Regions from separate parts of the Homo sapiens genome. Here region 1 is linked to region 2. The links are chromatin contacts, found by Hi-C or POLR2A ChIA-PET in ENCODE. All regions are on one chromosome and are shown on one strand. The core of a region is the stretch at or near the end of the contact, and the rest is flanking DNA. Distances in the headings are between cores, read along the strand shown. Region 1 holds the start of LINC02767 (long intergenic non-protein coding RNA 2767). Region 2 holds the start of CD46 (CD46 molecule).

Region 1 (2,700 bases), core at 94-2,593, 210 kb after region 2:
CTTCAGTCTTTTTACTGTGTCTTTGCAGTATTCTATAGATAATTTCCTTAATTTGTAAATTTAGTGACCATTAGCTAGTGATCATTTGATGGGCAGCGATTCTAACAGTATAAAGTCCACAATGTTCTATGTCCCTAGCCTGCCGTTTTTCAGCTGCATGTAAAAGGGGGTAGGATGAGATAATCGACCATTATAAAGATTTAACTATTTTATGCTGAAGCGGCCATATTTTCAAGGGATGACACCATCTTGCACACAACAATGAAGGTACTCGGCCATAGACTTGGAGTGAGACCATATATGGGGATGAGATTCTTCTAGATCCTAATACTGCTGTACTGGCCTGTGTGTACATGGGGTCCTTCAGCTGAGGCCTTGCAAGGCAAGCCAGCTGTGCCATGTTTGTAGATGGGGCAGAGGAAGCTAGAACAATGGAAAAGTAACCTATTTATGCTAGGTCCACCTATTGAAACGAGGTAGGAATGAGGCTAGGGTCCTTAACTTCCTTCAGGCATACTTTTCTAGCTACCTTCTGCCCTGTGTCTGGTACCTACATCCTTGATGATTGTTCTCTTTCATCCATTGTGGAGATATATATATGTATGAAAAGCAAAAAAAATAAATTGCTGGGCTGGCACTACCTCAAAGCTTCTGATCCAGGAGGCCTAGGAGGGGGCAGTTAAGATGCATTTCTTACTAGTTCCCAGGTGATGCTTCTGCTGCTAGTCTGGGCACCACACTTTGAGAATCACAGCTCTAGGGCTAGGGGTGCTAATCTTCATTCCAAATGGAAAGGAGGCTGCTAAGGAGTCCACTTAAGTAATTTTTCCTGCGATAAAGACTTGCTTCCTTGTCACTTGCTGTCAACACCCCTCCACACAGCAGCGACTGCCTGGCTTAATTCTTAAAGTAGAGGCCTCTCAATAGACAGGGTGGACACTTCTTCGCCTCCTGGCAGGAGAGAGAAAGAACGGACTTCAATCTTTGGTTGGCAGGGCCTGACTAGGCAGTCGGGCACAGAACCCTAGGGCTTTCCCACCCCTTTGCTTTCTCACTTGTAAAACGAATAAAGGTACTGGTCCTGCCAGCTTCACAGGTTGCTGTACATAGAGGAATGGTTGGTTGAAAGTGCCCTGCATAACGCAAGCTCTTTAGGACTCGCAAACAGCCTTAATCGCAGTAAGGGGGCACATCAGGGCTGTGAGAAGGCCCCCTTGAGGGCTCGGCACAGGTGATTCTGGGCTCTCTGTGCTTGCCAGCCTCCTAAAGTAGGTGCCCACTTTCAGAAGCTCTGCACGCCCCACCTGGGCGCCTCTGCTGGAGGTCTGCCTGGCCCGGGGCACCCGTGTGCGCGCGAGGATTTCTTTTGCAGAGAATGAAACCACCGTTCCTTTCCGTCCGTGGTCTACTCCGGGGTCCCCATCCCACGTAAGTGCTGTGGAACCCCGGGGTGATGAGCCCCGGGGGAAGCCAGCATCTCTTGCCCTCCAGTGCCGGCGCCCGGCAGAGCCCCGGGACTCCTAGTTTTTGCCGCCGCTGAGGACGCGGCGCGGGCTGCTGGCCGCGTCGCCGAGGGAGGGCCCGGACAGCCCTGCAGCGCGTCTCAGCGGAGCCCTGGGGGCCGCGCCGCTCCTCCAAACATGATTCAGAACCGCCCGTCAGCCTTGGCTCCAGCGCCTGGCGCGAGCGAACCGGGCTTGGCTGTCTCGGCCCCGTCTGAACCCTGCGGGCCGCGGGCCAGGGCGCGCCGGGATCCGCTGCGCCAGGACCCTGCAGACCCGGCCGCGGCCGGGCCGAGTGCCTCCCGCCGGGGCCTTACGCCCACGGTCCACGCTTGCAACACCAGGGCTGTACGGCGGGTCCGCAGCTGGGTCTGCGCCTGGGACTCGGGGCTCCCTGCGCTCCTCGTGCCGCACCCCTTGCCTTAACCCCAAGCGGACGGGTCCTGGGGCTTCACCGGCCAGGCCGGAGCCCCAGCCCCACAACTCCCCCCCTCCCACCGCACTGCCCCCTCTGCGCTGTGGCGGGAGTTGGGGACTGGGGCCGGAGAAAGGAGACGCGCCGGTCCTCAAGTCTCTTGAGCCATTTCGGTTCCGGGCGCGCCCCCCAGGGCTGCAGTCGCGCGAGGTTCCAGATAGTGCAGCTGTGTGGCGCCAGGCTTCCAGCGGGTTCTTGGTGGGGGTTCCCTCTCTGTGAGTCGGTGGGCAGAGATTTGCCTTGGAGGGTCGCACCTGGCTACAGAAGTATGAGACTTAGTTTCCGGGGAGCAGAGGGGCCTTGGGATAAGGAACTGAAGCTTCTGGGGAGTAGTTTGGAATTTTGGTTCCACCAATTATCAGCTGTCCAACCTGGAGAAATCCACTCCCCCTGTTTTCTTGGTTATAAATAACTATAGCTACCATTTGAGTGCTTATTATTTTCCATGTACTTTACGTATGTTATTTTTATCTTTCCAACGATTTTACAGGCCATATTCTGCTGATGGAGAAATGGGATCTCACCCAAGGAAAGTGACTTGCCAGGGTTACACCACTGGTAAGTGGAGACCTATGACTTGAACCTGTCTCTAACTCCAGAGACTGTACTTTCTCGGTAAGTGAGAACATTGACGCCATACAAAGAATTTTAAAACTGTAAGATGGTGACGGATACCATTCTCTTCTGACCTGTCCTCAGGCCACGTCCTGAAGTCCAGGCTGA
Region 2 (2,700 bases), core at 182-2,681:
TCAACCATTGTTAATTTTGCTGTATTCCTAGTTTCTTTTTATACATATCAATATGGTACTTTTGTTTTAATAAAAGGACTGCCAAAAGGCACATGCCAGTTTGGACTCTGCTTTTTCCACTTACAATGATATCATAGTTTCTCATATTTGGTATTCTTTTGCAATATTTGCTGCATAGAATTCCATCACACAAAGGTAACTGCCAGAAATTCTTTATTACTTTTGCTAGACACTTAGGGTTTACATTTTTTCAAAAATTAATCACATCAGAGTTTTGATCACATCAGAGCTTTGATCACAGCTCTGATGATTTCTCTGGGAACTGAGAGCCTAACACAAGTCATGTCCACTTTAAGACTTTTAACATACTGAAAAGTTATGTTACAGAGTGCTGGTCCCCCTGCAACACGTTCACTCACATTGGCTGACGTTTTAATTCTTTGCCAATCTGAGGGGAAGAAATGTCAACTCTTTGTTTGCTCTTTTAATGTCAGTCATGTCCTTTTCCTTTTACCGGTCATTCCGGTTTACTCACAATCCTACAAATCAATCCTGCTCATTCTTAATTTTCCAGTATTGTTCCTCAGATTGTTTCACCAGAAAAGTTCTCCCCCTTATCCACTCTTCACCTAACAATTTCTACCCATCCGAATCCTTCTGCATTTATTGCTTCCAGGAATTTGGCACTTAGGACACCCTTGTCCTTACATTGTTCATGCATGTATATTTCGTCTTCAATAAAAAATTTAGTTGCTCAAGGGCAAGGGCCCCATAGAGTCTCAATATTCTAATTGCCTGGTGTTGCTTAATAAATTAGATTCGGAAGGGTCCCCTCCAGGGAGGGGAGCAAAGGGCAAATTACCTTAGGGGCTGGGAGTGCAGAAGCCAAACCTTTGAGATTGTGAAAACAAGACGGCCCCGAGACGATCCAGTAGCAGGCATTCAAGCAAGAAAAACTCAAATATTGTTCCCAATAATGCCTGACTAATGCCAAATACCAAGTAAGGGCCCAGGCAGTCCTGACAGCCTGCAGTGCCCCAGGATAAAACTAACCCTGAGGGGTGCTAGCCCACGGTGACCCCCTGTCTAGACTCTGGATCTCTATTTTTAGGTCGAAGTGCTTTATTCTTGACTCCCGAATTCCCGGAAACTATTACCAAAGCAGCTTAGTTTTCTCTCCACCCTGCCTGGGTCACAAATATGACGGCGAGCCAGTCCTTTCCCGCAGGACGCCTCAGGCTTCCGGGATGGTAGGCCAAGGGCTTAGCAAGAAAAAAGGCGGCCTCGGGGAACCTGTTCTGTTAGGTTCCGCCAGGGCCTCCCCCTGACCTCTCGAAGGCCAAGGGCTGCCCATGAACGCCGAGGCTCCGCCCCGCGGCCCGCCGATTGGCCCCAGCCGCCCTGGTGACTCGACGCACTTCCGCCCCGGGCGCGGCTCGGGCCACGCCCACCTGTCCTGCAGCACTGGATGCTTTGTGAGTTGGGGATTGTTGCGTCCCATATCTGGACCCAGAAGGGACTTCCCTGCTCGGCTGGCTCTCGGTTTCTCTGCTTTCCTCCGGAGAAATAACAGCGTCTTCCGCGCCGCGCATGGAGCCTCCCGGCCGCCGCGAGTGTCCCTTTCCTTCCTGGCGCTTTCCTGGGTTGCTTCTGGCGGCCATGGTGTTGCTGCTGTACTCCTTCTCCGGTAGGACCCCGGGGCGGGTTCGCGCGTCCGCGGCGAGACTAGAGCTCTCCTCAGTCGGGCAAGAGTCGCGGGGCGGGGCTCACAGCAGGCCGTGCCTGTTTGGGGACAGGGTTCTCTGAGGGGTGCAGTGCTCAGATCCCGGGGGTATGTGGCGGGGAATGCGGGGACCACGCAGAGCCCGAGGTGAAGCTTGTTTGGTGGCGTCGTGTGCGCGGCCAGCATTTACGCAGGATCTGGCTGCGTCCCTAAAAAAAGCGTGAATCGTGTTTTCGGGATTGAGCCAGTCGGCCAGGGGAGCGCGGACTGGGCGCCCTAGGTGAGGGCTTGTTCTGGAGTGCACAGGTGCGTGGGAGTGTTGCTAGGGCCCGTGCTGTGTCCGTGGTGAGAGTTTGCCCTGTGTTCCCTTGGTGCCTTGGTGAGTGGGGTGTTCATTAGGGCTTGGACAGTACCCGCGGTAAGGGTTGCAGTGCGTCTGCTGTGCCCCATGTGCTGGGCTGGGCGAGCAGGGGCCTGGCCAGGTGTTGCTGGGAGCGTGCTGTGCGTAAGTGGCCTGTGTGCAGAGTTCACTGTGGGCAAGACAGCTCAACTGTTTGCTTTGAATGGAGTGAGCGCGGACTCTGGGGCTAGGGAGGGCATGTTGAGTGAGAGCAGGCTCTCGGTGCCTGGGGTTAGAGAGGTGGTAAGGGCGCGCCATGCTTTTTGTGCCTTCTGTGAACAGTCTCCGTGTTACCTGAGCTCCTATTAGTTTGTAAATGGCTGCTTTTTTGGGGGGTGGGTGGGCCATCGAGTCTTCTTCCTGTTCCCAACCAATATAGATAGTATCTGATTCCATTGCCTAATGGCTTTTTGACATTGTTTTCCTTCTTTTCATTACTTTGAGTCATATTTGAGAGATGTGAAACAACCTAAAAAACAATGGTAGCCAAACCTAGTGAGAAATTAGTATCCTAACAAAGGAAGGCAGATAATGTTAATCTTGTTTTCCCCTGCAGCTCATAAGCTAAAGCTTAAGG

What was found. A loop is a pair of places that touch in the nucleus more often than their neighbours do. ChIA-PET counts read pairs that join two places held with the same protein, here RNA polymerase II (POLR2A). Pooled maps may share reads with other maps.
Region 1: a loop to region 2 is called in a map of B cell, with 5 times the contacts of the local background. The contact joins the promoter of LINC02767 here to the promoter of CD46 in region 2. A Hi-C loop is called at or near these places in 6 of 168 maps with a recorded cell type or tissue (B cell, CD4-positive, alpha-beta T cell, ascending aorta and 2 more), 4 of 37 single-sample maps with no recorded cell type and 23 of 50 pooled maps. POLR2A ChIA-PET finds 5 or more read pairs at or near these places in 2 of 52 experiments (CD4-positive, alpha-beta T cell and MCF 10A).

The regions. Positions count from the first base shown.
Region 1 is chr1:207,957,648-207,960,347 of GRCh38, forward strand. LINC02767 (long intergenic non-protein coding RNA 2767) reads left to right here and starts at 1,344. Exons shown (of 3, transcript NR_167983.1): 1 at 1,344-1,428; 2 at 2,468-2,592. RefSeq lists enhancers at 815-1,316, 1,317-1,816.
Region 2 is chr1:207,750,623-207,753,322 of GRCh38, forward strand. It overlaps CD46 (CD46 molecule), which reads left to right and starts at 1,432. Exons shown (of 13, transcript NM_172351.3): 1 at 1,432-1,687. The coding sequence starts at 1,591. RefSeq lists silencers at 1,273-1,382, 1,962-2,319 and an enhancer at 1,483-1,692.